2 separate regions of the Mus musculus genome follow, and region 2 is linked to region 1. A link is a loop called in an ENCODE intact Hi-C map of the cell type or tissue named here. Cell type or tissue: gastrocnemius. All regions are shown on one strand. Each heading gives the region's core, and the rest is flanking DNA. Links, peaks and the distances in the headings are about the cores only.

Evidence for each region. Hi-C counts contacts between places; a loop is a spot of excess contacts. Peaks named below come from ENCODE experiments on the same cell type or tissue, not always from the same donor. Only the 100,000 strongest peaks of a DNase experiment are listed, where the experiment ranks them.
Region 2: it touches region 1 in a loop (9-fold over the local background); 31 of 42 quality-filtered maps call a loop at or near these places.

The regions. Positions count from the first base shown.
Region 1 is chr6:55,505,435-55,520,367 of GRCm38, reverse strand. No RefSeq gene overlaps it. Among named protein-coding and RNA genes, the nearest start is that of Gm34441, 24 kb to the left of the region's middle. In gastrocnemius, for the core only: a CTCF peak has its summit at 8,414 (motif pointing right); DNase peaks (open chromatin) are centred at 8,422 and 8,778; H3K27ac peaks cover 385 bases.
Region 2 is chr6:55,385,804-55,400,736 of GRCm38, reverse strand. It overlaps Ghrhr (growth hormone releasing hormone receptor), which reads right to left. Exons shown (of 13, transcript NM_001003685.3): 12 at 13,884-13,925; 13 at 12,207-12,568. The coding sequence ends at 12,443. It overlaps 6430584L05Rik (RIKEN cDNA 6430584L05 gene), which reads right to left and starts at 3,850. Exons shown (of 4, transcript NR_046179.1): 1 at 3,764-3,850. In gastrocnemius, for the core only: a CTCF peak has its summit at 8,136 (motif pointing left); DNase peaks (open chromatin) are centred at 4,892, 5,659, 7,176 and 8,124; H3K27ac peaks cover 144 bases.

The DNA of each region.
Region 1 (14,933 bases), core at 3,606-11,605:
CTGTGATAGCCTAACAACAACTCTCTCTCTCTCTCTCTCTCTCTCTCTCTCTCTCTCTCTCTCTCTCTCTCTCTCTCTCTCTCTCTCTCTCTCTCTCTCTCTCTCTCTCTCTCTCTCTCTCTCTCTCTCTCTCTCTCTCTCTCTCTCCCCCTCTCTCTCTCTCTCTCTCTCACACACACACACACACACACACACACACACACACACTTATTTCCTCTAACTCCAAAATCATGCGAAAATGCTTCTGGAAGGAATCTAATTTTTAATGGGGTGAAAAGAGGAAGAGAAAAGCAAGCTGCTGGGAATTCCGGGAGAGGCCATCTTCCTGAATAGCTCTTTCCATAGGATCTGTGCGAGTCCGAGAGCGCTTTAGCGCAGAGTTGGTGCCATCTGGTGGCCAATTCTTACTAGTGCAGCATTACCCGCTGTGAAGACCTGTGAGGCCAAGGGCAGCCCTGAAAGAATGAAGGATTTGGAAGCTGGAAGGCAAATGGGCAGCTTTATGAGCTCCTTTTTCCAGAACCTGGACCCTTGGGTCCAGAGCGGAACAGGACTCACACCCCTACACCGATCCTCTGCTCACCTCGGCAGCAGTGGCCTGCTCAGGAGGCTGGCTGTCTTTGCCTGATCCCTTGTGTCTAGTTGCTGTTGTCCCATGGTGATGTTTTCGTCCTGGTTATTAACAGACTTTATTACCAGTGCTTGGGTGTATGAATTCTTCTTTGAAAATCCAACAAGCTTTTAATTAGATACACAACAGGAAGAGATATTAAGCTATATTAATGCATCTGAAAGCCCCGCACAGCTAAGAGGGAGATCATCTCATAGATAAAGCACTGCTGAAAATTACTGGAGCAGCTTCCAGCAAGTACCCCAATAGAGAACTCCAGGGAGGGTCAATCGTTACTTAACACTTGTGGCAACGCGAAGCCTATGAAAATATCGCTGCTGCTCAGTTTTATGTGAAGAACAGAAATTGGAAGTTACACGTCAGATCCTAAATCAGCCTCATTTTTTAAAGACCCTAATCATGTAAGGACAAATTTAATAAAAGTTAGACTCTCATGTAATTATATCACTACAAATTTGAAAAGAAGGGTCTCTGGGATACTTTTCTTTCCAAGGAATGTCACAAAATTGCCCATGCCTCAGATACATTTGTTGCCAAAGAGACTGGGCATCATCCCTCCCTCCACATTGCTGCCTTTTGACATAGTTTTATTAATTTTGACATGATTTTGTTAGTTTCTGATTGAGCCTGGGCCTCCAGCAGGTTTGGCTTAAAGATTTCTAACCTCTTAGATTCCCATCAGCTTCTGAGGAAATGGCCTGGGCTACCCTGGTGAAGCAGAGATATGACATGCTCAGCCAAAATCATCAAGCTACGCAAGAGGATCCAGCAAAATCCAGAAGAGGTCCGTCCCTGCTGATCCACATCCCAGAAGTCAATGCTGAGATTCCTGAGCTAAGTAAACGATAGTGATTTTAGGACCCTGGGTTTTGAAGTGGTTTGTGATAAAGCAAGCGTTAATGGATACATGTTGAATAGCACGGATCTTAACTAATATTTCAGGGTTTAGAGTTCTTACATACGCATAACAAGATATCTAAGACATAAGACCCAATTCTAACCACAGAAGATGTGTGTCATTTCTTATGCACCTCGGATATAAAACCTGAAGGCAAATCTTCACTCCTTTTCTTGATTCTTATGTTTTTGTTTGTTTGTTTGTTTGTTTACTTATTTTATGAAGGGAATGCTGACATGAGGAGACAACTTGCTGGAGCCGGTTCTCTCCGTCTACCATGTGGGTCCTGGGAATTGAACTCAGATCCTCAGACTTGACGGCAGGCACCTCCCCCACTGGTCTATCTCAGTAACACCCTTCAAACTTACTTGGGGGACGACAATTTTATGCAATTTAACAATTTGGCATGAGTGTGGCATTTAATTTTTTTTTCAGATTTGGGTGGGAAGCGTTTATGACTTGGAATTTCTGCCTTAAGGATATTGAGCTGGTATAATCATTACTGGAAGAATACATTGTAGAAAAATGTATTTCCTGACTCAGAAACTAAAATTCACAAGAAGAAATCCATTTGAAAGGGAGCTACATGGAATTGAGCAAAGAAGACACCCTTGAGTCAGAGGTCTCCACAACTCCATTTGGAGTCTTCTTGCCTTGGATGTATAGAGCTCTCTACTATGGCATTCTACAACTGAGCAGAGAGGTGACATTTTAATGCATTAAACAGTGGTTTTTCAGAGCTCCCTAAGCCCCCATTTCACATTCAATTCACTTCAACAGCTAACTTTTCTTTCTCAAAATTTCCTTCTACTCCAATCATTTTATTGTCTACAATTGAACCAATTTTTATTTTAATTTTCTTTCAAAATGTTGCTTAAAATTCTTCAAAAACTTCCTACTTCTTACTGTACAAAAAAATACCCCCTGAAAACAAAATTAGGAAAAACAACCTGGAAATTTAAGACACTCAGCTTTGTAAAAATATAAAACTTTGATTCTAAACATACTGTTAGAGAAATGAAGACAGGCTGGGAAGAATATTTGTAAATCACATCTGATGAAGAATGGATTAGGCATGAATAGATGAATGCCATGCCCTTTTACCTCTCTTCCCACCTAGGCCTTTCTCCACACTGCCCCCCCCCCTTCACACTACGTGTCTTCTACTGTTTTCCAAGTGTGGACACTATGCCCCTCCTTAGATTTGGGAACAAAACACCCATGGAAGGAGTTACAGAGACGGAGTTTGGAGCTGAGATGAAAGGATGGACCATGTAGAGACTGCCATAGCCAGGGATCCACCCCATAATCAGCATCCAAACGCTGACACCATTGCATACACTAGCAAGATTTTATTGAAAGGACGCAGATGTAGCTGTCTCTTGTGAGACTATGCCGGGGCCCAGCAAACACAGAAGTGGATGCTCACAGTCAGCTAATGGATGGATCATAGGGCTCCCAATGGAGGAGCTAGAGAAAGTAGCCAAGGAGCTAAAGGGATCTGCAACCCTATAGGTGGAACAACATTATGAGCTAACCAGTACCCCGGAGCTCTTGACTCTAGCTGCATATATATCAAAAGATGGCCTAGTCGGCCATCACTGGAAAGAGAGGCCCATTGGACTTGCAAACTTTATATGCCCCAGTACAGGGGAATACCAGGGCCAAAAAGGGGGAGTGGGTGGGCAGGGGAGTGGGGGTGGGTGGATATGGGGGACTTTTGGTATAGCATTGGAAATGTAAATGAGCTAAATACCTAATAAAAAATGGAAAAAAAAAAAAAGATCCCCTTTGCTGCCCACCAATGTCCTCTTTCTGGTTTTGTGGCTTCTGCAGGCGTGCCGGGTTAAACACACAGATCTAAAGATTCAAAGGTAGGATTCACATATGAGTAGGACTTTGCATCTTTTCTCTTTCCAGGTCTGGGTTAACTCTATGTTTCCTAGTTTTACCTATTTACCTATAAATTTCTTAATTTCATTTTTCTTTATGTCTGAATAAAACTCCTTTGTGTACATGTACCACATGGTCATTACCATGAGTAGTTGGACATCTATGTTCTCCCCACAGGTTATTACCAGTGAGTCTCTTTAGTTTCCTACCTGACATTGACTGTAGCATCCATTGCTGAAGATTCCACACAATTTGATCACTGGACATGGAGAAACCAAGTTGGCATTGACTAGGAAGCTTCATCCTGGCTGCCTAGCTATTAAAGTACTAGAAGGTGCTATGTAGGCTGTCTGGAGGTAGGAATCCAGCAAGAGTCTTACCCACCTGTGAACCCTGTGAACTACAATAATCTACAATAATCACCAGTATAGCAAAGGATCCCTGAGTTGTAATAGTGGTATGTAACTATAGGGTTAACCAAACCCTTTCTGACTGGATTTAAGGCCACCTTTATAAGAGGAAATGCATGTGCAGTAGTGTAAACCTGGCTGCACACCTATGGCTGGGGACCATCAACCTCAGGGGTGCACTTACTATTGTTATTCTACTGAATGAGCATAGCATCAAACTACTCTCTAAATCCATATCTCTGGACCCATAGATTACTGCAGCTCTCAGGTCCCAACAGAGAAGTTTCTCTGCACAGTGGACATTGATTAATGTAGAAACTCACAGCTGATCAAAGTATAAAGAATATAAGAGTGAGTGAGTTAGTTCTCAGCCTCAAATGAGACAGCTAGATCACACATGCGCACACGCACGCGCACACACACACACACACACACACACACACACACTAACAGGTGCTCAGGGATCATCACAAAAGAGGGAGCAGGAAGAACCAGAGTTTGGGGATGACTAGAATAGAACAGTGACTTTTGGACATGACAGCACTACTCATGAACTCACAACAGTTATAGTTGCCAGCACAGAAACTGTACAAGGTCAAATAAATAAACATTCCAGCAAGGCAAGAAGAGGGACTCGTGAGTCCCCACAGGCATACCTGTTGCTGAGGTACTATTGACACATGATGGCTGCTAGGGGAAGGAGAGTCAGTTTTCTTTAAGAGCCCCTATACATCAACCAGGCTCCAGTGGGCCCACCCACCCCAGGAATTTATAGGCAGCAAAGATTGGAGTTCATGGGTTTAAAAAAAAAAAAGAGGACACCAAGTTTGGAGAAGATTTGGAGTCAGATATGGATTTGGGAAGAGTCTGGGTAAGGAGTAACATATTAATATAATTAACATACACTGTGCGAAATTCTCAAAGAATTAATGAAAGTATTGTATTAAATTTAAAAAAAAAGAAAGCGCTGTATCTGGAAGATGGTTTGTCCTCCATTCAGAAGCCAATGTCACAGTATTAATAGATGTGGTCAGGGACTTTAGAGGTATTAGGTCAAAATGGCCTCATGTTTATGGAAGGATTAATGCTTGTGCATAAGACACCAGAGAGTGGGGTATTAGAAGCAGACCTAGACCTGCCCTCAGCCATTCTTTGTATGTATTCATTTCCCTCTCAGTTCCTCTCCTAAGACTCCCACCAGAAAATGAAATATATTAGAACCATGGTATGAGACTTCAATAAATTGTACAGTTTGTGGTATTCAGTCATATCTCCTGAGGATAAGGACAAACAGCTCTTTAAAACCCTAACAGCATGAAATGCTGGCAAGAACATAACACAGCTGAAGCTCTCATATATCACAGCTGGGTATAAAAACACAGGACATAAATGTCTGAACAAAACTTTTTTACCACAAGTATTTAGACTAACAATTAATAAATGGGATCCCATACTGTGAAGCTTCTGTAGTGCAAAGGAAGCCAAGAGTGTAGAAGCAGTATACAAAATGGGGGAAAGTCTTTACTAAATGTGTATCTGACAGAGGATGAGTATCTAGAATATATAAAGAACTCAAAAAACTAAAACTTCAAGAAACTAATCCAATTTTTAAAATGAGGCATAATACTAAACAAAAGGTTCCTAAAAGATGAAACTCGAGTGACTGGGAACATTTTTTTAATTCAATGCATAGCATTAAATTCAAATCAAAACTGCTTTGAGATTTTATCTTATTCCAGTCAGAATAACTAAAAACTTAAAAACAAAAATGTCAAAAAACAAACAACAAAAAAAATGTCAAATGCTAAAATAGATGTGGGGTAATTCCAGGAATACTTATTCACTGCTGGTGAAAATAAAAACTGGTGCAGCCAGTGTGAAATCAGTGGGGAAGTTCCTCAAAACACTAGAAAAGATAGAAAAACTCACCTTTAATCTATGCCACACCTTCCGCTTCCATTAAGGACATGGAAGAATAAAGCTTTTGCCCTTTCCCTGCTTGCCCTTACTCTCAATGGCAAGTCCATTCCTTCATGGTATTAGAGATTCTTGTGTACTAGAGACTAGCAAAGATATCCAGCCTTATGGAATGAACAACTACTAGATTCTAGGACTTCCCACTGGTAGATAGACATTCTTGAACTAGCTGGGCTACAGCCTGTAAGCAACACTAATATATAAACCCTCTTTATTTACACACGCACACACACACACACACACACACACACACACACACACACACTTTAAAGCCCACCCTTAATGACACAATACCAACAATGCCACACCTCATAATTATTCTCAAACAATTACACCAACTAAGGACCAAGTATTTGAATATATGGACCTATCTCTGTCAAGCCCCCACAGTACTCTGACCCAGACCTACACTCTGAGCTGAGGAACATGTTGGGCAGTGGACCACAGCTGGAAAAGGCAGGAGGCTTTTAATGGGAAAAGGACATGCATGAGTTTAGCCATTGCAGGTCAGAAGGATACAAGTAAAAGAGGCTCTTGATGCCATTGAATCCTGTGTGGAGGATTTTCTTGCGCCCGTAGGCATGGGGGAAATGAAACACACCCTAACTTAGAAAACATGGAAACCAGAAAGAGAAGCCTTTGCTCAAGGCTGCAGATATAGAAAGGCATGCAGGATCATGCTGTTCTGTTGTTCTAGAGCATCAGCCTAGATGGAGCTGACATGAAGAACAGATTTACCCTGGGGCTCTCTTACAGACTCAAGATCCTGAGACTAGTTAGCCCAATGACCTAGGGGAAAGCCAAACACTGTTCTACTGAAAGAGCAACAATAAAATGACCCCTGTGACCTTCTACTATCCTCATAGATCAGTGTCCTACTCATCCATCACCAGGGAAGCTTCCTCCTGAATCAGCTGGGAACAAATACCGAGACCCACGGGCAGACAATAGGCAGTGAGAGACCTTGGAACATTCAGCCCTAAATGGGATGTTTGTATCAAACAAATCCACTCCCTTGGGGCTCTGGGAACTCGGTGGAAGAAGAAGCAGAGAGTGTAAGAGCCAGGGGAAACGGAAGACGCCAAAGAATCAAGACCACAGCAGGACCGATCAATGTAGACATGACCTCGCAGAGCCTGAGGCAGCCTGCGCAAGGCCGGCACAGGTCTGCCTCAGATGGGATCCTAGAGCTGAAGGGAGAAGTGGACACACGCCCCCATCCCTAACCCAGAAGCCGTCTCCAATCAATACAATTGAAACACACTTGCAAATTAAGTTTTATCACTGGAGAAACAAACTACTCCTAATCGTAGGCTGCCAGCCCAGCAGTTGATGGCCAGCAGAAAAGGCCGGTAGCACCTGTGGAGGTCCCTTGGCTCATAGCCTGTGTCAAGGCTTGTTTTTAATCTTATAGTTTTAGTTTTTATGTTTATTTTATTTTTATTTTCTCTCTCTCTCTTTTTAATCCTACATGTCCTTTGTGTATATTTTTTGGCTTGGAGGTTCTTGGTCTCATTATGTTAAGTCGGGTAGTTTTTATTTTCTACATTGCCAGTCATATACATTGGCTTCTGGTTTTTTATGGGATTGCTAAGTGTGCAAACATGTGTGTCTCAGCATCTTGTGCTTTTTCGTTGGCTCTTGTTCTTGCTTGTTTTTTTTTTTTTTTGTTCATACTTTAATTTGTTTGTTTGTTTGTTTGTTTTATCTTATTGTATTTTCTTATTTCTCCTTAGATGTCTATTTGTTTTCTAATGAGAGATAGAAAAGTTGAGAATCCGGCATTCGAAGTAGCATCTGCTGGGTGTGCTCCTCTGCATACCGAATTCTCCCAGGCTGCAGCCCTTCATGACCCACTCCCAGTATTCTCGCGTCCACAGGGAGCTAGTTCCTGCCTTTCCAAGTGTCATGGTTGCACAAGTTTGTCGTACGAGATGGTGTGCATAATCTACATATCTCCCCCCAGATGACTCAAATCATGTCTAGACCTTTGCGCTACTCAGCCCAATGTGGGCGTTATGCAAATGACTGCTGAGTACCGCTTTTCCCAGAAAGTTTTCCATTCGAGGTTTTCTGCATTCACAGATAAGGAGCCCACAGGGACAGAGGAACAGCCGAACTCATTAACCTCCCTACAGACATTAAGCTCCTGGGGAGAAGCCCTCCTTTCTCTCACTTGTCTTCTCCAAAACCTCAGTAAGAAGACAATAGCAAAGCCCGCCGTGAAAATCTGAGGCCTAACCAGATGGATGCAGATGTTCACGCTTACAATTAAGTGCGAAAGTTCTTAGACACAAATCCACGTCCTAAAGGGCTCCTTATGTGTAGTCTCCAGAAATAACTTTTCTGTGTGATCATACAGAAATACAAATGTGTGTGCCGGCGAAGTCCAAAGAGAAAAGCCCTGCGAGAAAAGCCCTGCACGGTGCACTGTGGGTCACATTCTTCTTACAAGATATTTCGCATGTAAGTGTCTCTTCCCAGTGTTAATTATAGAAAATATTTAAGCTTGTTCTTTCTCTCATTATCTCATTACCAGGCACTGTGTGGAAATGAGCCAGTTTCCCTAGACTGGAAGCGCGCGTTACACCGATCATCAAACAAAATGGCCACCAGAGGGCAGTGCAGACCTATGAGTTGATTCCCCCACCCCACTCCAACCTTCCCTCCCTCCAGCCCAAACTCTTTCTGCCAGGAAGAACTCTAGATAAGGGAAACTGCTGGAAGGGGAAATGTTTCCCAGTTCTTGCTTGTATTCTCAAGGCTTCCCGCCTCTCTCTCTAGCTCCTTGGGTTAAAAACCGTGCTCATGCCATGGCCTGTTGTAGGCCTCCCTCTGCTCCTGATGCAAAAGGTATAACCAAATGACAGACTAGGCTTTTTCCACCACCATGCCACCTGAAAAGCTCACAAGGCTGACCTCTAACCCCAACCCCAGTCGTCAGTGAGTGCTGCCTTATGGCCAGGGAGCAATCAGTCACAGGGTTCATGTGCCCGGGCCACTTTGTGAGACTCGGATCTCATGCAAACATCTCCCTAGATTTGAGTGTGTGCTTCCCACCCGAGATGAGCCCCATCTGGTCCTTAGGCACCCACTCAAAGTCGAAATGGGAAACATTAGAAGGCCAAGGGTAGATCCTATTGCTTAAGTGAACCACAGAGGGAGTGTTTACTTATGTCTGTCAAAGATCACAGACCGGTCTGTCCTAGCCCTCTCTCTAACTCTGCAGCCCCCTGGCTTCAGTGGAAAGTTTCTTTTCCAGCAGTGTCCTTAGGGGCAAATAGAAGCTGGGAATAGGAACCTCTTTCCAAGCAGGGACCTCCTCCATTATATAAATGTTTCCAGACCCTTATTCTGAAGCCTGGATCTGCCCACTCCTTCCTGGAGGATTGAAGAATCCAGGTTCTTTCCAAAGAAATCTCCCAGTTTCTATCTTCCCTGGGCTAAGGCCATCCAATCTGGAGGCAAGAGCCTCTGACCTTCAAACCAGTTGCAGAGCGCTTTAATGGAAGAAGTCCTGTGGTTCTGAGCATGTGCGGTCTATCTCTACCAACCTGATCCAAAGAGGACTGTAAAACCACCACCACCCACCCATCCTCCTATAGAGCCACTTAGAAGAGATTTCCAGGTGGTAGCCCTTGGGAGGCCACATGAGTCTACGCTTTTTCTGGGGAGGCTACTCTTGTTCCTACAAGCAAAATGGCCTGCCCATCCAGCCTGAGCAAGGGGTGGCTCAAAACAAAGCTACTCGACTTCTAAACAACGAATACAGATACTTTGTAGCCCAATCATCATGAGCCTTTAACAGCACTTGACACAGGCAACCACACCTGGTTATTGGGGTCCTCCTTCTCAACTCCCCTGTCAATGTACTTTCTTCCTCTGTTGATGGGCTTGAGTCTCATTATCTGTCTGTTGTCAGCTCCTTGGTGGCTTTCTCTGTGTCCCAGAAAAGCCCCCAGTCTGCTGTCTCGGGATCCTCTCTACAGGGAGGATGGATAAAGTGCTTCATCAAAAGGCCCAAAGGGGGATATTAAAGACCTGGAGACAAGAAAATCCGGAGACCCAAGGCTGTGTGGCTAGGATGGTTATTAGAACTGGTTGCTGCTTCAGTTTCAGGGACCACCAAAATGCCAAGCGCACTGTCTGAGAGCACTCTCTTTACTACTGCCTGTGATTGTCAGCCAAAATCATTCTATGCAGGCAAATGGAACAGAGGTGACAGAGGGGTTGGAAACCCTGGAAATGACGACACAGGGACCAGCTGTGGGCAGGCAGATCAACTTTACTTAGGATGATTTAAGGCTTCCATAACTTGGGGGGCTGAGAGATCAGAATATCCAGGGTGGGCAACAGTCACTGGCTGAAGGTTTAAGATACTGAGATAACTCACTAGCCTGGAGAGGCATTCCAGGAATCTCAGGCGCTAGCTGAACAGCTTCTGATCAGGAGAAAGGAAGTTGAACCTGTAATCTGACTAAGGCTTTATGATATTTTGTAGGTAAAGGTTGTGGGGGGTGGGGGGAGTCTGGGCTCCCCAAAACAAGGTCAGAGAAAGTGGAAGCCCAGCTAGCAGGGAAGGGAGTCCTCCATTTTGTTCTGAGACCAGAAGGCTATCCAAACAATGATAGACTTTCATCTTAATTCACAGGGCAACAACTGACAGTGGAATTTGGTTCTGGGTGAGCACTCACTTTGGTGCTGAGAGATGGGAGCACCAGAAATGCCACCCTTAGCTTTTCTTGCATTTGTAAGTTGACAATGCCTCCTGATGATGTCAGGTCTGGATGATGTCACATCAGAACTGCCTTCCACCTCTCCTGACTGGCCTTTCACTGAACATTGCCTCCTTGTGACAAACTATTTCCTTAAGAGACTTCCCCCTTCCTCAGCTCTAGCCAGGAGCCTGAGGCCAGGTCCTTTTCCTCCCCTCACCTGAGCCAAGAGCACCTCCTGCTAGCTGTCCCCAAGTCCCCATATCTATGTATGCATGGCAGTCTATTCAATGAAAGATAAGCATACCTGTTTTCCACCCAGAAAGCAGAGAATGGAAATAGGTAACAGCCCGGTGACCTGGGCTGTCTGTAAGGTCTGAACACACTTGAGTCTCCCCAGACTACGATGCTTAGCGCGGACTCTTGCTCATGAGACCTTCAACTTGAGCACTGTTTCTCAGTCAATAGAGTCCACCCTCGAGTCACATGTGCTTTACAATAGCTTAGATAACTTCTGTGCTATCTGTAGTACCAGGGCACTCCTGACTCCCAGACTTTTATGTTTATCTTACTCATGCGTTCTCCCTAGACTCTTATCTTGACCATTGTTTCTCAGTCAATAGAATCCATCTTTATGGAAGAGGTCATATGTACTTTATAAAGAGTTTCCATGTAAACATGCTTTAAGCTTTATTGTACTTAGGGAATTGAGTGGATTATCAGGAAAAATTTTCCCCCGAAACTGTGCTCTGCTTAAATATGGCTAAAACAAACTACCCAGTGTGAAAGACACAAAAAGTTTGGACTAACACCAGTTACTGTGTTGGCTTGAAATGTATTTCCTTCTTGCCCCGTGTGAATCATTAGTCGGATGGCTATGGCATCTGCAGAGACTCCCACAGAAGACAGTCTTCCTTTAACAGCATGACCCTGATAAGTCAACCACTCTCCAAAGCAGGCCCCATACCCCAGGGTAGTTGGGCAACTCAAACTGTACTCAATGGGAAAGGAGAAGAAAACTCAAAGTGAAATGAGTAGAGAGCAAAGGTGGAGAGGAGAGATATGGGAGGAGGTAAGAGGAGGTAGATATAATCAAAGCTAAAATAAACTGTATGAAAGTCTTAAAGACTTAACAAAATATTTTAAAAAGAAAAATAGGTTAATTAAAGCAGATAATATATTCATGTGCTCTCTCTGGAGTAGTTTTGTGTATGTATCATATGTGTCTTTATACTTTGGTGCGATTATTTGAAAAATTAATTGTAAGAAGACATTTTACCTCTGTGCAACCTGTTCAAACAACCCTTTCACCATCAGTCCATAGAAAAATCATAGAGGTGGAGAGTAGCCTTCAGTCAAGGCTAGATGCAATAGGTCAAATGACAGTACCAGGGTCCCTGTTTCTCTTTATGCCTCTCTCCCATCTCCACCATTGTCTGATTCACCTCTGGGTTTCCTACCGAGTTCCTCTCTCCTAACTGCAGATGGCTGTGGCACCTGAATGTCACACTCTAATGAGCTCCTTCCTCTTTCCTAGAAACCTGGGAGGCAGCTTTCTCATGCAGCTCACAGGCCTGCCATTTAACCAGGAAGTGGGCTTGTTATGAGAGAGCATAATTTGTGCAGTTATGAAAGAGCAATTATTCCCCAAGTTAGGAACTTCTTGGAATGAATGGTAGGAAATAGAAGTGATAACTACAAACAGTCATCTTAGTCACACACTCCTGGATCCCTAGATGGTGTAAGTATGGTGACATCATATACACTGTTGATCGGTTTTCTTCCAGTCTTCTCCATCTGTGATGGTAAGCTTCTGTCAACTTGACACAGACTAGAGTCACCTGAGAAGGTGGAAACTCAGTTGGGGAGTTGTTTCCATCAGATTGGCCTGGCAGCCTATCTGTGGGGCATTTTCTTTATTAAAATTATTGATAAGGGGTGGTCCAGACCATTGTGAGCAGTGGCACCCTTAATCAGGAGATCCTGGGTTGTGCAAGCCATGAGGAGCAAGCCAGTACACAGCGAAAGCAGAGAAACTATCTCTCTTTCAGTTCCTGACTTCAGTTTCCTTCCTTGAAAGGCTACTTTCACTTTCCTTAAGATGGACTTCAGAGTGTAAGCTAAATAAACACTTTCCCCCTACCTTGTTTCTAGCCAGCAACAGAGAAACAAACAGAGACACCATGTGACTATGAGTGCAAAGTGTGTTACATTGTCACGGGCGTTAGTATCTCCTCATACTACCTCTTAGTGCTGAGCAAGAAGTTTTGAATCTAAGGGGTGACTGAATGCTTCTGAAACGTACAAAGTCATCGAGGGGGTGAAACTTAGAAGTCTCTGGGTCCATGAAGAGGAACATTATATATTTTAACAGAGGAAGGTTCTTCCTCCGGTGACCAATAGACTTAGGACTCAGCCACTGCTCAGTTTCCAGTTGCCAGAATCTCAGAAATGTGTTTGTCCCTGATTGGGTGAGCACACAGCTGTACTGCACCACGGTTTCCTTCCATCTCACCCTCTCACACATTGGTGACCGATCCAAGGAGAGGTTGTCAGAGATCTGTTCAGCCTGGTTTTATGGGTTATGGATAAAGAAAGGCTATTTCGCTTTAAAGTTGTTATGCTCTATTCCCTACCATACCCAGGGCTAGATGGCATGGGGTATTATGGCATGAAGATGCCCTCTGGTACTGGAAAAAGACAGGGACCCAGGCTGTATTCTGTAAAACACCCATCACCTGTTATGTATGTGAGCTTTTAATTGGAGGATTCTGTTTTCATCACTAGAGAGGCCAATCAAAAACAAACAAAAACAAACCTCCATTTTAACTTTAGGACTAAACTATATTTCAATTAACTATAACAATGTCATTTTAAAAAACGTTCAATAAAGAATACACCAAAGCGTTATCATTGTTCTTATGATTGTTGCCATACAAAAGGGGAAAAAACATCATTTTTCCTGTTTTGTGTCAAAGAGGAAGCCCTAAATATTAGGAATATCAGACCCCATAGGACCACCATCTGCCAGGTTCACAGCAGACAACCTACAGGAATTCTCCAGAAAACTCAGTGTCGCGGAGCTGTCTGTGGTGCTGGACAGGAAGCTCACGGAAGTCCTGCACAGTCAAGTGCCCATGCTATGCACTGTGCCTAGAGGTTAGGCCCAGGTTAGCAATTAAGGTCATGGTTGTCTTCACCAATGTGGCCTGTAAGTATTTCCATGGGGCATTTTCTTGATTGATAATTTTGATACATTGGAGGGCCCAGCCCACCGGAGCAGTACTATTCCAGTCATGTGGTCCTAAGTTGTAAAAGAATGCAAACTGAACAAGCCATGAGAAGCAAGCCAGGAGACAGTGTTGCTTCATGGTCTCTGCTTCAATTCCTACCTCCAAGGTTCCTGGCTTGGGTTCTCATCTTTATGAGTAGCCCAAGTATCAGGTCAGCCAGTGAAACTATAAACTCTTCTTCATTCCTACAGGTAAGTTATATCTCTCAAGATAACATACTGAAGTCTTGACTCTGAGTGTCTATGGATGGAACCAGACTGGCAATAAGTCTCTCAAGCAGAAATGAGTTGAAATCATACTGGATTGTGGTGAACCCTAAATCAAGTAGGACTTGTGTCCTTACAATAAATTACAGCAAGGACAGAGACACGGGTGTAGAGAAGTCCATGCTGGTGATGGAAGAAGATCAGGGTGATGTGTCTCCAAGCCAATAAATGCTGAAAGAAAATCACCTACAAGATATGGGATTCAACAATAGAAGATAAACGTTCTCCTCAGAGCCTTCAAGCAGAGCACGGCCCCGACAGCACTTTAGCTTGATGTCTAGACTCAAGAATTGTGAGAGAATAGATGTCAGATGTCTTACAGCCCCTCCTCCGGCCTGTGGCAATTTATCGTGGTATCTGTAGGAAGGCACTACACATAATGAGTGAGTCTCATCCCCAACACCAGAGCACTCACCTGTGGTGGCCCTTTACCTGGGATGCTCTTCCAATTGGCCTATTTGGGAGATCCTAATAAACTTGTAAAGCTCAAAACATTATAATTTTCAAATTCCTACATCTCAGGCTTTCTGGTTATCTACTCTAAAAATTGCTACCCTGCCCCAGGAGTGTTCTCTCTTTAACTGTTCCATTTTCTTCACGGCACCAACTTCCACCAAAAATCCTATTCTGTTCCCTTCTTTATGGCTGACTCAGCAGAACATGAAGGGTGGGGGAGAACGGGGGCATTCAGAGTAGTCCAGAGAGGAATGAAGGCTCAACAAGTAGCTACTGAATAGACAGATGAAAGTCACAGGCCTGGTCACTGCTGTACCCGGTCTTCCTCTTAATGGAAACCCAGGAATAAATGCACAGGTAAAGAAACATGACCTTTATGATGATGATGTCTAAA
Region 2 (14,933 bases), core at 4,602-12,601, 120 kb after region 1:
CCAGAGCTGAGCCCAGAAGCTAAGAGGAGCAAGCAGATTAACTTCTCCGAATCTCAACTTCTCATCTATGAAATGGGCTGAATGTTTCCAAACTTTATGAAGCTTAAAAAGTGAAACAAGGGGCCCTAGCTATAGCTTGGTGGTTAACGGCACTTGCTACTCTTGCAAGGAAGCCAGGTTTAGTTCCCAGCACCCACATGGCTGGGAACTAAACCTAGCTAGTCATGGCTCACTGCCACTGAGAGAATACATGCACGTAGCCTTGTGACTGTCTTTTCCAAGTCATGTCCAGCATAAGACCTCAACTTAGGGTGTTACTTCGGGACCTCTGAAAAGTGAGCTTTCTTCCTGCTGAGCATTTTCAGGGGCTATACAGAATGAGTTTCTACATTAGACATATTCAGTCATATTCAGAGTAGATTGTACACTTTGCTGCCAGCCTGCTGGTAGAAGGGTCATATGCCATTTCCACTCAGCTGTGCCCAAAATCACGGAGCTAGCTGCCTCTTTCCTCACTTGTGACATGGAGCTGGTGGTAACTGTTCAGCAAGCTCTTTAAATGGCATGCGTGCACACACTTGAATCCTAGAACAGCGCCTGGCACTTGGATCGTTTTTTCATTGCTCAGTCAGATGCAGCCACTCCTTGGCTGCAGGCCAGAAGATTGTGGTGCCAGCAAATGCCATATGGGGCCTTGGGCTAGCACTTTTTCTCTCTGTAACCTCCACATTTAATGATTTAGGTTCTCCTGGGATCAGGTGAGTAGGAGCAAAGTGGACCTATGTCTAACCATCCACCCGGCCCTGGACCCCCTTGCAGACCCCATCCATTGTCCATGAACAAGACACTCACTGGCTTGGGAGAAGATTCACTCACAGGATCACAGAGAGGTCTTTGCAGAGACACCAATGCTAGTCATGTCTGAAAAGCCTTGTCCCACGTTCCCTAGGTGAACACGGAGAGCCCTGAGCCCATAAGGTCCAAAGGAGTGAAGCCTGGGAGCAGGGCTCAGTAGACTAGTGTGTGTCTCACTGAGCTCCCTGGAGAGCTGAGTGAACTCCCACAGAGTCATGCTTCTGGTCTTGGAGAGTGATAAAGCCAGGAGGATTGCTTTTGGGTTTCTTCCTGGTACCCTTGCACCCAACCACCAAGTGTTAAAGGCCATAGAAACCATTGAGGACTCACTGATCAACCACACAGGGTCCAGAGAGCTTGCCTTCTCCCTACCCAGGCACCATCATGCTGTCAGGCAACCCCGCCCTTCGAGAGCTGCAGTGACCAGCCTTACATCTCAGCCTCAGGCTCAGTGTCTGCTCTTGGGAGCAAAGAAGACCATTTCCTACCATCTAGGTAGTAGAGCGGGGAGCCAAGCTGTGAGAGGAGACATAAATAAAAGGCAGCCTGCGAGCAGCCAACGTGGCCCCTGGCACCAGCACTGTGTGTTCAATAAGAGCTGGGCTTTCTCCCTTCCATGCCTCTCAGCCAAGCTTGGTCCACCCCTGAAGTCCCAACTCCCAGCAGAGACTTCCCCCCCAGCACCCCCCTCTCCCCTCCACCTTCTTCCGGGAGCCTGTTCTGTAAGCAGGTCTTGTGGTAGCAGCCTCAGCCTTAATTTTAGTTCTGGGCTGGGTAATTTCCCGTGATTACAGGCCCTGTCAGTATAGCAAGCACTCCAGCTGCTAGCAAGCCAGCAGGCCTCATCAGAGCAGGGCCAGGCACATGTTCACACACGTGCCTCACCCTCAGGGACACATACGAGAGAGCATGTGTGTGCACTAGCAAGCATTTGCACACTCACACTTGCACACTGATGCATGCACACTCACATATATGTACACACTCAAATGAACATTCAGCTTATTCAGGACCAGGACCCGGGCGTCCTCAGCCAAGTTGTGTGTACATAGCCTGCACCATGTTCATCTTACCAGCGAGAACTCTCTGTGCCGTGCACATGTATAGCATCCCCTCTCCCACCCCCAGAGCAAATGATGAGTCTGACAACAAGGACAGGGACAGCAGACATAACGGGGCACTGTGGGACAAGGGCTTTTCTCAGGGACCCTCCCCTTCCTGCCAGAATCTTTCTCTTCTCTCTCCCCTAGGCTTTCCAGGCTAGCACTAGAAAGCAACGCCTTATCCCCTTCCTCATAAGCACTCTGTGTGTTCATGCCGGTGCTTCCATGGCTCGACAGTGTCCCAGGAAGAACATGTGCTGGAAGATCCCGGGGTGGCAGTGTTAGAGTTGAGGAGGTATTAGAAAGTAGAGCCATGTGGCATGTAATTAAGTCAGAACTACTCATGGAAAGAACTAATACTGATATTGGGGAATGAGCTAATTCTTAAGAGAATGGGGTGCTACAAAGCTGTTCCTGGTGTTCAGACTCCCCTTTCTGCCTTGCCCTGTGAAGTCTTCAAACACACACCCTTCCGCATGTGCTCCCAGTGTGATGCATCCACCACGTGTTGAGGAACCTAGAGGTCCTCACCAAATCTGAGATGTCCCCATGTTCTTGGGCACCTAGAACTGTGAGTTAATCTCATGCCTGGTTTTTACGAATTACTCAACTTCAAGCATTTTGTCCTAGCAACACAAAACAGTTGAAGACAGACATCTGCTATGGATCATGACTAGGACCCACTCCATCTGTGGATATGGCTGTAAGTGAAGCAGAGGGAAGACTGGCCATATAAATGGAATGCTTCGATAATGTATAGCTGGTCCTTGCTGTATAGGACTTCCTGGCTGGCTAGCTCCAGAGCTGACACTTACTGCACGTTCACAGACATTCTGGACCATTTGAGAGGCTTGACACACAGTGCTCAGCCAAATGAGAGGACACTCTGCTTTTTTGTTCCAGGTGTCCTACTTTAAAAACAAATGTCACGTCAGGGAGGTGATAAGGTTTATTTTGTCCCTATTTGTTACATGGGCTGTGAAGGACAAGAGAGTCTCAGTTTAGGGTCTGCATGGAGTCTGATGCAGCATGATGTGACTTACACACGGAAAACTGTGACAAGAGGATGGGTTAGGACATCACCCTGGTTAGAATGATTTGGATGATCCTTATTGGTTGGCTGGAAGAACTGGGTGACCCTTTGTGGGACATCTTATAGGACAATCACAGACGCAAGCTTGAGCTTCAGGGAACTACTTGGTGGTGTCCCTATAGGAGGAATGCCTACTGAGCTTTCCCCGGGCCCCACACGGCATCTTTGCTCCCCATCCAACTACCTTCTACATGGAGTTTCCTGTGCTCTAGCACCACAGAGACTAGCTTTGAGCCTTCATATGCAGACATGATCATGGAGAGACACACAGAATTTTGCCTCTGCCTTCTTGCCAGCCCCTTTTTCCGACTTTCTCCTTTCAAGCCATCCCCACAGCTGCATTGACAGCTCGACCACCCATTTCACATGCCCTTCTTCTCCTGTGTCCCCCAGACAGGCCTAGGTCTGAAGATCTTATCCCTGACTGTAGCATCCCTGGGCACAGCCTGCCTGAGGGTGGCCAAACACAGATGGCTATGGAGCCCAGGCTCCATATTCCTCATTCCTATGGGCTTGAGTAAGGGGCTTCCAAGGGGGTGTAGGCAATGGGCAGAGCTGTGGCTTGGCCCATCTGGTCTGTGCTGAGCCCTTGATGAGGAAAAACTGGTTTCAGAGCTACCGCACAGCAAGGCTGCTGGCTGAGCCACTGAAGGCCTTCTGTGAGGACATGAGAAGCCCTCAAATTCCACCCAGACTGCTCCTGTCTGCTTACCTCACATCATGATATCCAAGGCCACTGGATGTCTGGGAGGGCCCTCTGTGAAGGCCATCTGTCCAGCAAGAGACCAGAGCTACACATACCAGAGCCACGCCCAGCAGAGCTGTGGACCATGCCGGTGCCATGGCGATGCCATCTCGGCCAGCCTTTCCCAGCCCGGTAACCATGGGAATGTACTCAGGGCTGCGGCTGCTTATGCAATGCCTCTGAGGGAGGGAGGCTCGCGGACCCACCTACTTGCTGCAGGGAAGCCAGAGCCCCAAAAGAATCTGTGAACACGTATGCTACCCACCTGCTTCTCCTCACTGAGAGGCAGGGAGAGCGCCACACATTCTCATCACGTATCATGTAACAACACACTACCTGGGTTAGAATGACCTCGAGGGGAAGAGAGGACAAGAAAGAGAAAGTAGGGGCAGGGGGAAATTCTAACTAGGAAGATGTTGGCTGTCTGCATGCAGAAAGGCTCCAGCCACTCTGGCAGCCCCAGGACCCAGATGTTTGTATTATTGAGGCAGCACAGCTGCTGTGTGTGCTATTCTGGTTTCATTGCCCTGAATCTGGGAACTGGAGCCTCCTAGAGGGAAGAATGGAGAGCTGAGATGAGCGTAAGCTTGCGAGCCAGCCAGAAAGAGCACTGTCCACAGGAAGAGGTTCATACACATGAGTGAGCCAATCAGAGCTGACTGAAAAAATAAATCCAACCCTGCTGCTTCTTGTTATGTTCCAACACCACATAAGGGCTCCAGGCGTGGGGCCTCTGGGAGCCCCTGAAGCCACAGGCTAAAGGCATCACAGGCTTCTAGACACAAGCTTCAAGACACAGGCTTCCTATAGCAATTGCAGCTCTCCCGGGTCCTCTCCATCCTGGCCCTATCTCTCTCTTTGCTATCCCTCCCATGTTGAGTCCCACCTCTTGAGATTCCTGGACCTCTGAAGGTGCCCCAGAGTTCAGGAGACTCTGGCCCAAGTTCTCCTAGTCCCTCAAGCCCCAACCTTCACCTTGGCTGACAGAAATGCCCAGACAAATGGTCAGTACCCTACTAGTCTTCTCTCTCCTTGTCTCCACAATGCCCCCAACTCCCCGCAGTCTCTTCTTTTGCTTTATCAGGACCCCAGGACCCAGCTGCATGCACAGAGCCTCCTCTCCTCCCAGGGTTCCTCCTCAGCTTGCTACTCCACCCTGACACTAAACCTCCCAGGTCCACGTCCCATTCAGTCTGCATCCTTCCCCTCAGCTCCATGCCCACTGCATATGCTCTCTTGCAAATAGAGCCAAGTCTCTTATGTCTTGTCTCCGAGAAAGGCTAACCCTGCCTTCTCTAGTTGAGGTTCCCAGATTATTAATACTGACTGGTCATCAGTCACCCATGTGCCCTCCTCTCCTATTTTTTACCCTCCAGTTACTATACTTTCCCATCTCTATATGCTCCTATCACCCAAACTCCAGCCAACCATGAACCTAGCCATCATGGTGAATTCGGAGCCAGTAGCCCACTTCTCTCTACCAATTCTCATGCCAAGCCCCATGAGTTTCTGCTACTCCCTTTAGGCAAATACCCTCTTCCCAGCCGTGCTCCCACTTGGATTCTTAGTCCTCCTCAGTCCCCTGCAACCTTCATTTGATTGCACCACACCCTCCTCCACCAGTGATCTATCTCCACCTGAATGACACATGTGCCCTATTCTCTCAGAGCCAAGTACAGTCACACCTGCTTGGATCCACTTGGACCCAGAATTGCCTCCTGTTACCTACAGTGTCCCCTCCTGTCCCAGGCACACTTCAGTCAAGAGCTGCTGAACACACTGCCCCCACTTTCCCACGGCCCATTCACTTCTCAGTACCCTTCCGTCTGGCTACCCACGTCTGCCAATCCCCTGCCAAATCTGCTCTTGCTGTGCGCGGTGCTGCCAAATCCTGGATGCGCCTCCAGCCTCCTCTTGAAAGGCTGCTCAGCAGTGCTCAGACCCTTCGCCAGAAACTCCTTACCACACTCTTTGTTTGGCCCCATAATTCCACGTTCATCTGCTCTCCCTCCCACCTCTCTGGCTGTTCCTTCTCAGCCTCCTCGGAGACTCCGACTTCCCAGTCAGACCCTAAAGGAAGTCAAGCTGGTGTTGTTCCTCGTGAGGTGGCTTGGCCTGTGCTCTTGTTGCTGAAACCCAGTCATATTCCAACAGCCATGATCTCCAACTCCAAACCAGATCTCTTTCAACCCCACTTCTCCCTGCAGCCCCAAGATACCTCATGTCCACCTCACTGGGCATTTCATGGCTCTCTGTCCCTGTAGATCTGTTCAGACTGACTGCCACTCTCATCTGAAACTCTCTCCCTTCCATCTCCACACACATCCCAGGAAACCTCTGAGAAACGCTACTTCACAAGTTAACTGCCACTGTTTACAGCTTTTGTGGAGGTTTGGATATGATTGACCCAAGAAATAGCACTATTGGGAGGTGTGGTCTTGTTGTAAGGAGGCGTGGCCTTGTTGGAGAAAGTCTGTTACAATAGGGGTGGGCTTTGAGACCTCCTCCTAGCTGCCTGGAAGACAGTAAGTAGTCTCCTCCTGTTTGCCTTTAGAACAAGATATAGAACTTTCAGTTCCTCCAGCGCGTGCCTGCCTGGATGCTGCCATGCTTCCTGCCAGGATAATATTGGACTGAACCTCTGAACCTGTAAGCCAGTCCCAATTAAATGCTGTTCCTTATAAGAGTTGTCCTGGTTATGGTGTCTCTTCACAGCAATAAAACCCGAACTTAGACACTATTGAGTCTGGCCTTGTGCTTTAAACTACCATGCTTTAAACTTCCTAGTTAGAGGCTCCAGTTTAGACCCCGGGGCTTTCAGTAGAGCCCTTTGCCTAAATTTCAGTCTAAATACATGAACAGGGGTGGGGGGAGCCTATTTTAAATGTGTAAGGTTTGTTATACATTTTTGTATTGTTGATAGACACTTTTGATAGCTTCTTGCGGCTCTCCTGGCACTTTGAGATCTGGGTGTAGCCTGGCCTACCCCACTGCAGTCTTGGTCAACTTCCCCTTCTGTCACTGAAACTCATTCACTGTACCTCTTTCTAGTCCCCTCAGTGCCAAGCTCCTCCCTGCAACAGGGCCTTTGCACATACTGCTTCTTCACCTAGCCAACTCAAATTCATGGTCTAACTTAGCTTAGCTATGCATCCTATAGGAAGCCTTCAATACAAATCTCCACACTAGGTCTGGTATTTCTGAGCCTTGTTCTGTCTACATTTTACTTCCCATTTGTATACTTGGGGCTAGTACAGTCGATACAGTGGCCATTTGTCTCCTTGTACTGATCATCTGTCACATTAGCGGTTGATTGGTCAGCCTGCTTGGAAGGCACTTGCTACCTGAGGAGGATCCAGGCCGCAGTGCAGGACTTGCTGTCTCAGCCCTGCTGGTATAAAACAGCAGGGGCAGGACCCAAACTTTCCCCATCCATGGAACTTGACAGAATCATGTTCCTGCAGAGTGGAAAGTGAAACAGACATCCCTAAATTCTCTGCACCTAATGAAGGAACAGGGAGCTTCACGTGAATAATTTAAGAACAAACCCAAGAGAGTCCCAGGGGAATGTAAATCCCCCACATGCCTTCTCACAGCCTGGCTCCCAGCAATGAAATCATCCACAGTCTACATGCCTGAGTAGCAGAGCCAGGAGGGATCCCCATGCAGATACACAGTCAGCCAAGTGCCTGGTCCAAGCGTCCCTCTCTAGCCCTCACCCATGCCCTCTCTGCCTAGTCATTCACATCCAACCTCAGGTCCTAGCACGAGGCTCTTTCCAAATTCCTAGGAGCAAACGGAAGCATCAAGGAAAGTCCTTTCCTTCCTCCCTCCTTTTCTTCCTTCCTTCCTTCCCTTCTTTTCTTCCTACCTCCATGCAAAACTCCTCTCAGGACCTGAAGAGAGGTGCTGAGAGAAGCATGTGGGTTGGAAAATGGAAGAAGACTTCTCCCAAAAGAGGACACGCCCAGGAAACTCCCTACAGCCTGACTCTTGCACAGAGACCCCCATGGGAACACTAATTCTTCTATTGCTCCCAGTTGATAGGTGCTCTCTCTCTCTCCCTCCCCCTCTCCTTCTTCCTCCCTCCCTCTCTTCCTTCCTTTCTCCCTCTCTGTCTCCTTATACATATCTAACCCAGCGAGGGTGGTCTCTCAGACAGCCCTCCCCTTCTTCCAGTTCCCTCCTTTCCCAGCCCAGAAGCCTCTTCTTCCCCCAGCCTTTTAGACTTGCTAAGCCCCAGGCCTGATCCTGGGAGGCCTCTTTCCTGTCTAGATCAGGACCTCCTTCAAGGAGATCCCACTCTTGACACAGTTCATATGCCACCTGGTGGCCAGAACGAGCATTGCTTTTTCTCCTCTGACTTAGTGCCCTTCCCGGACACAGGTTCCACTGCTGAACTATACCCTAGACCGTTTAGTGCCCCTCATGAAAACCCTTAGACATCACCTTCTACTCAGCCTCTCCTGCCACAGAGAAAAAGCCAAGACTCATAGAAAGAGTTTGCAAGTCAAGAGCTTAGCCATGGACTTGCATGTACAGACATATTCTAAGTCTACAGAGACCTGTCATAGTGTGCATTATAGTAGGGATTTAAGGCTCATAACAAAATCAGAAGGGACCAAGAAGTAACCACAATAAAACCCCTAGGAGCAGCTACATAATTCCTAAAGCCAGTGATTCCACCACAACTGACATCATAAGCTTCAAAGTAAGTGCTACCTAGCCACTAAGTAGCATTTACTGCCACCAGCTATTAACTAGCAACTAACACCCTATTAACTCCTAACACTCAACACTAACATAACTCTAGACACTCTAACTGCTAACACTGACTATTCACCACTAACTAACCACTAATGTTAACACTAACCAAGCTAACACTAACCGTTAGCCAACAGCACTGCAATAACTCGACCAGCAGTGGCAATACCAGTAAGTGTTAATGGAAGGTGTTTCCATGGGAACGGTGCAGAAAATCCATCATGTTGTCACTGTCGTGCAAAAATGCACTAGACCAGCTTTGCCAGGGAACAGTCTGCATTAGTGCAAGAATCCTGAGTCTAGGAGAATTGACTCTGGAATCTCTGTTCATTCTGAGCACACACCACCCCCACCCCCACCCCCACCCCTACCCCCACCCCCGCCTTTAAATGTTCACAAAGAATTTCATGCAAGAGAGTCTGTCACCACAGATATTCACTTTAAAAGGAAGAGAAAAGAGTAGGGAGAGGATGAAGAAGGTGGAAGAGAAGGAAAAGGAAGGGGAGGAGGAGGAAAAAGAGGAGGAGGAGGAGGAGGAGGAAGGCTTCACCAAGTTCATAAATAACCTTCAGCTAAATAAAGGACATCAATAGAGACTCTGCAAACTTCATGGCAGAAAAAAAAAATGTCTCCAGATGTCCTGCAGCAGCATCCACTAATCACTGTTTTTAAGAGCTCAGGGAAGGAACACGTGTGCCGTGGTGCCACATGGGTTAGAAGAGCAGAGAATATTGGATTGGTTCTCTCCTTCCACCTTCTCCATAAATGTCAGAGATAGAACATGGCTCCCCAGACTTATGAAGTATGGATCTTGGCCTGCTGAGCCTCTCATCAACCCACTTACTCATTCCTAGGTAACAGTTTTATTGAGATATAATGCACAGACAGAAAAATCATCCTTCTAGAGTGTACTTACTATTCTGTGGTTTTCTGTATAGTCATAATCATCGCAATCCAGTTTTAGAATCAGTCACTTTAGAACTCTCGGCTATTAGCAGTCACCTCCATGCCTCTCCCTCAGCCACAACAGCCTTACATTTGTTTTAACAATGCTGGACATCTTGTGCCAATGGAAGTATCAGAACTTGCTTCATTCACGGAGCAGTGTCCTGGGGGGTCTGTGTATGTAGGAGCTTTTTCTGACAGAATTAGCATTCCATTGTCTGCCTATACTGTAATGTACCAGTCAGAGGACGAGAGGTTAGGAACGTTCATATACAAGTGTTTTTCTGGTTTTGTTTCTGGTTCTCCTGACCCATGCTTAGGAGTGCTTTCATGAGGTAACGCAAGGTTAGCACTTTTGAGAAACAGGAAAACATTTTATCAAACAGGCAGGGGGCCTTTTTACACTCCCACCAGTAATGTGCGAGTTCCAGTCTCTCCGTTACCAGTCCTTACCAACATTTGTTTTTGTCTATTTTTTCCCATTGCCTCCCGTATCCTAGGTGTGACCATATCTCAGTGTGGATTTATCTGCATTTTCCTCATGACTACTGATGCTGACCATCCTTCCATGTGCTTATTGTCTTTGAATGTTATTTTTTTTCAAGCATAAAGACGAGAAACAAACTGACAAATGCATTGTGACACCAAGATGTTTCTAAAATGCAAAGCAAAAAAACCTTTCAGGAAACAAGAAATCTTAAGACCTATGTCTTTGTGTATGAATATAGCTGGTTTTTATTTCATTTGTAATTCCTTCGGTGCCCCAAAACATAGTAATGATTGTTAATTAGTTATGTGATCTGAGACTAAAAGGAGCAATGTACAGTGGCTTTCAGGCAGGACCATACTGATTTTGACATTTGCCTGACACCTGCCAAGGCAAAAGCCCTATAGCAGGAAATCATGGGCTTTGTATAGCTGCACCCTTTTCAGGAATCCTCCTAAATGTGAGAGGAAAAACGTCATCATCCTCCATCAGACACACCTGCACACCATCAGGCTAGCCTTCCCATTCCCAGTACATAGGAAAGGACACCCGGATAGGAAAGACGGCCGTGGAGGATGAGCGGATCCTGCCTAGGATAATGGGGCATCCCAGAGTCACAAGCAAACTCAGAACAAGGGGACTAGCACCTGGCCATCAGCCCACTCGGGTAGGGCCAGCTAGAAGGGAAGGGCTGAGCTCTTAGGGCAGCAGGAGAAATCTATGAGGAGGGCTGTGGAGTGGGACAGGGCTTCCTGCTAGCATGCAGTAGGCTCCACAGAGCATAGCTGCTGAGGTAGACCAAGTTGAAAAGGGTTTGTGACTGATCTAACACTACGTATACTTCTTCCTGTCCAATTGAAACCCTCTACCCCAATCAGTCAGCAAACATGTCCCTAAGGACAGCACCCATTTGTTTCTCCTTCCTCCTGCCAAGGAGGGTGGAAGATGATGGGGAATGAAGATGTAAAGGGAACCACATCTAGTGAGGGCAGCTAGCAGTAGGGTGGGACATAGGAGGGCATACACTAGTATTGGAATGGAAAATATCCCCTCCCCCATAAGCTCATGTTCGAACACTTGGTCCCTGGAAAGCACTGTCCAGGGAGACTGTAGCAGAGTCAGAGTAAGTCCTTAGTGGATGAGGTCGGTTCCTGGAGAAAGGGCATTATGGGTTTTGGCCTGATTCTGGTTCCGGCCAGAGCTCCCACCCTCCCAAATGCTGATGCAGGGAAACCAACTGTCATGCAGCCCTGCTGCTCCAGATGTGAACTGTTCCCCAGCCATGCCTTGCCCACCATGGTGAGCTGTACCCTCTCAAACTGTGAGCAAAAATAAATTCTCTTTCCCTCATTTTTTTCCCGTGGTGATTAAAAAAAAAAAAAAGTAACGAAGCCAGGACACAAATAGAGGAACAAAGGAGAGATAAATGGAGCTAAGGCTTCCCCCACGCCTCAGACAAAGATACCAGCGACTTCCAGAACAAGCTCAGAAGGATAACAGGCACAAGAGGAACTGTTCACACTTGTTTGACATCAAGGAAAAGGCTGCCGCTTTACACCCATTTAGCTTGTAAGCATTAAGTGGAAGGAGAATGCCAGACGCTAGTGGGGCTACAAGCACTGTCGAATGCAAGGGCGGCTAGGCTGCTAATCCGCAAGCCTGCAATGTGGTATAACCAAATCATTACAAAGCGAGGTGTGATACCCCGGGGCTCCCTTCCTGGTGTGAGTCCCAGAGAGAGGCTTGTCTTACAGTCCTTGGAAGGACAGACAGATGGGTGCTTACCTAGAGGGAAGGGGCTGGGTAACCCAAGGGCAATGGTGTCAGGTGACCCAGTGTAGTCAAAACAGGAGACCAGATGTACCCTCAGCAGTGCAGCGGAGCCCTTAAAAGCACAGTGCTTGGGGAAAACATTAGTGGAAGGATGAGACACATAACAGATAGCATTTATTTACAGCCAAATCCAGACATGTGGCACACTCCACGCATACAAGACAGAAAAGCGATTTGCATCTCTGCCTGTGAGAGGAGGGGAGGAGGAGGGGTTTGGGACAAAAGAGAGTGCTTTTAAAAAATAAATAAAACATGAGAATTCATATAGAGACAAATGGCAATGAGGCAGCTGGAGCCAAGGGATGAGGAATGCACCGGAAGTGCAAATAATGGCTGCTGACAAGAGCGCCCCTTCGGAGCCACATTGACTCAACTGTGGATCACTCGTGTACAAGTTTATTGGTTTCTCTGGGCCTTGGGCAATAGCCCTAGATGGGAAGAAAGAACAGATGGGAGCAGATGCAGGAACTGAGAAAGTCGAAGGTTGATATACGGGGACCTGGAGAAAGCAGATGCAGAGAAGGGGAAGGAGAACGGTAGGGAGGACCGCATTGCCCGTGGTGCCATGACAGTTTGAGCACAGGGTTTGGGGCTTGGCCCTTGTGATGATGGCTGGCCTAGCACTCAGAGGTCAGCACCTTCAATCTCGATCGGGGAGGTGTGGTCCACTCAGTGCAGGTCCGTCGAGCTGGCAGAAGTTCAGGGTCGTGGCCATACCATTTGCGTGAAATCTCTGTCCTCACCTCCACAGACAAGGGAGAGGATGTTAGGAAGATCCCACTGCCACTCCTCAGCTCAATCCCAAGAGACTAAAGGTCCAGGGGGAAGGTGGTGTGAGAAAAATAGGGCAGGCAAGGAGAGCCTGGTCGCCAACCCTGTGAGGTACAGGCACTACTACTCTATCCTTCCTTGGACAGTTTCCAGCCTTTGTCTGAGACCAGGCAAACACATGGATGCCCTTTGTGCCTCTTGACCTACGACCAGGTGACCCTCTCTGAGTGACTTTGATCCACCCTTGCCTTAGTCTGAGACACCAGGGGATACGACTGTCAAGAGAAAGCTGGGAAGGTAGAGTGGGACAGTCTGTATCTTTGTCTGGCTGGGGGACCGACCAAAGGACTGAAAGACGTCCTGCCTGATCGCTAACCTGGCGCTGTAGGAAAGGTAAAGGGGAAACTGACTGATAACATAGATAAGGCTGAGCAAGACTCAAACAATGGGTTCGGTACACTGAGAGTCAGTTGGGGACAGAGGTATCAGGTAAGGCAAGGATGGATGAACGGATGGGAAGAAAGAAAGAATGAACAAAAGAAGAAGGGAGGGAGGGAGGGAGGGAGGGAGGGAGGGAGGGAGGGAGGGACTCCTTAACCACAGAATTGGTTACCACAGAGCTAACCACAGAGCCCATGGCAGACACAGGGCCATCAGGAAAAGCTGTGACCCTACCTGTGCATGCTGCCAGAGAGCTGGAGATCTGGACTCAGCCAAATTTTCTCCATCTCTGCACAGCAGGACTTTAATGAGAAGAAAAGCCAAGGGTCTCCTGGGTGACTGTCTCTTCTCAGCTGTCTGCCTTCTCCTATAATCCCACATGTGTTATGGCCTCTATTGTGTCTGCTTGCTTCACTCCTGCCTCCACTTCTGGCAACCCAGTCTGAGTCCCTTTCTTCCAGAGTTTCTCTGTTTCCTGCTCTGCTCTGGCTCTTTCTGTCTCTGCATCTGACTCTTTTCCCAAATTCCTTCTATATGGACCTGTGACTTTCTGTCCCTGTTCTTTCACTCTCTCTGTCCCCCAACCAATCTAATCTGCCCTCTATCCTCCCTTGACCCTTGAAAGACCTCTATCTCATAAGCTTGTTGTAGAACATAGCCCAGCTCATAGAAGGAATATGTTCAAAAGTATTCAGGTTAAACAGAACCTACTCACACAAAGGACCACAAGAGTGGAGGATCATGAGAGTCAACCATGCTGGGATTTACAGGACCAGGGCAAAAGAAAAGGAGCTGAGGAGAAGGTCTACTTGTTGAATAAAGGTGAGCTTTTGGGTGCACACATACCTCTTGATTGAGGAAGCAGTAGAGGACAGCAACAATGAAGCCCTGCAGGGTCAACAAGAAGAAAGGACTCCATCAGAACACTTTGGTCTGACTTTGGAATTTGGCAGTCTTCCTCTTGTCTTCTCCCTCACTCATCAGTCACTGCACCAGACACACCAAGTCATGTAGTCATCGTGGCATGCCTGCCAGAGCTGTATAGATAGCCCACGCCTCACTGTGTATCTTCATTTTTGTATTTGCATTAGTGAGCACATTGCCTGATATATAATAGGTACTCGGTAAGAATTGAAAAGATAAGATGAGTAAATGAATGAAAGGATGGGTGGGCAGATGGGTAGGTAGAAGGCAGGCAGGCAGGTAGGCAGGAAGGACAAATGGATAGGTGGATAGAGATATGGACGGAACAATGGATGAGTGGGGAGATGAATGAAAGAAGGATGACTATATGGGCAAGTGGACTGAAGGAAGGAGGAACAGAAGGAAGAATGAATATACTGGTGAATGGATGGATGATAGATAGATAGATAGATAGATAGATAGATAGATAGATAGATAGATGGATATATAAAAAGAATGACAGATGGAAGAATGTGAAGGTGGATAGGTAGATTAACATAGGGATAGAAGGATAGATGAACAGATGAGTGAAAAGAAGAATGTATGGATGGGAAGTAGAATAAAAAGAATGGGTGAACAGATGGATGGATTCATTCATGGATGGATGGATGGATGGATGGATGGATGGGCAAGTGTACTGAAGGAAGGAGAAATAGAAGAAAGGATGGATGGATGGATGGATGGATGGATGGATGGATGGATGGACAGAGGGATAGATGGGTGAGTGTGTAGATAAAGGTGAGTAGAATGATGCATGAATGAGTGGAGAAGATGGAAGGAAGGAGAAAGGAAGAAGATGAATATGTGCAAGGGGGATGGAAAGATGGATAGGTGGTTGGGTGAATTGATTGATAGCAATAATGCATGAATTAATGAGAGAGAGGAAGAAAAGAATTGATGGATAGATAATAAGTGATGGATAGATGGATAGGG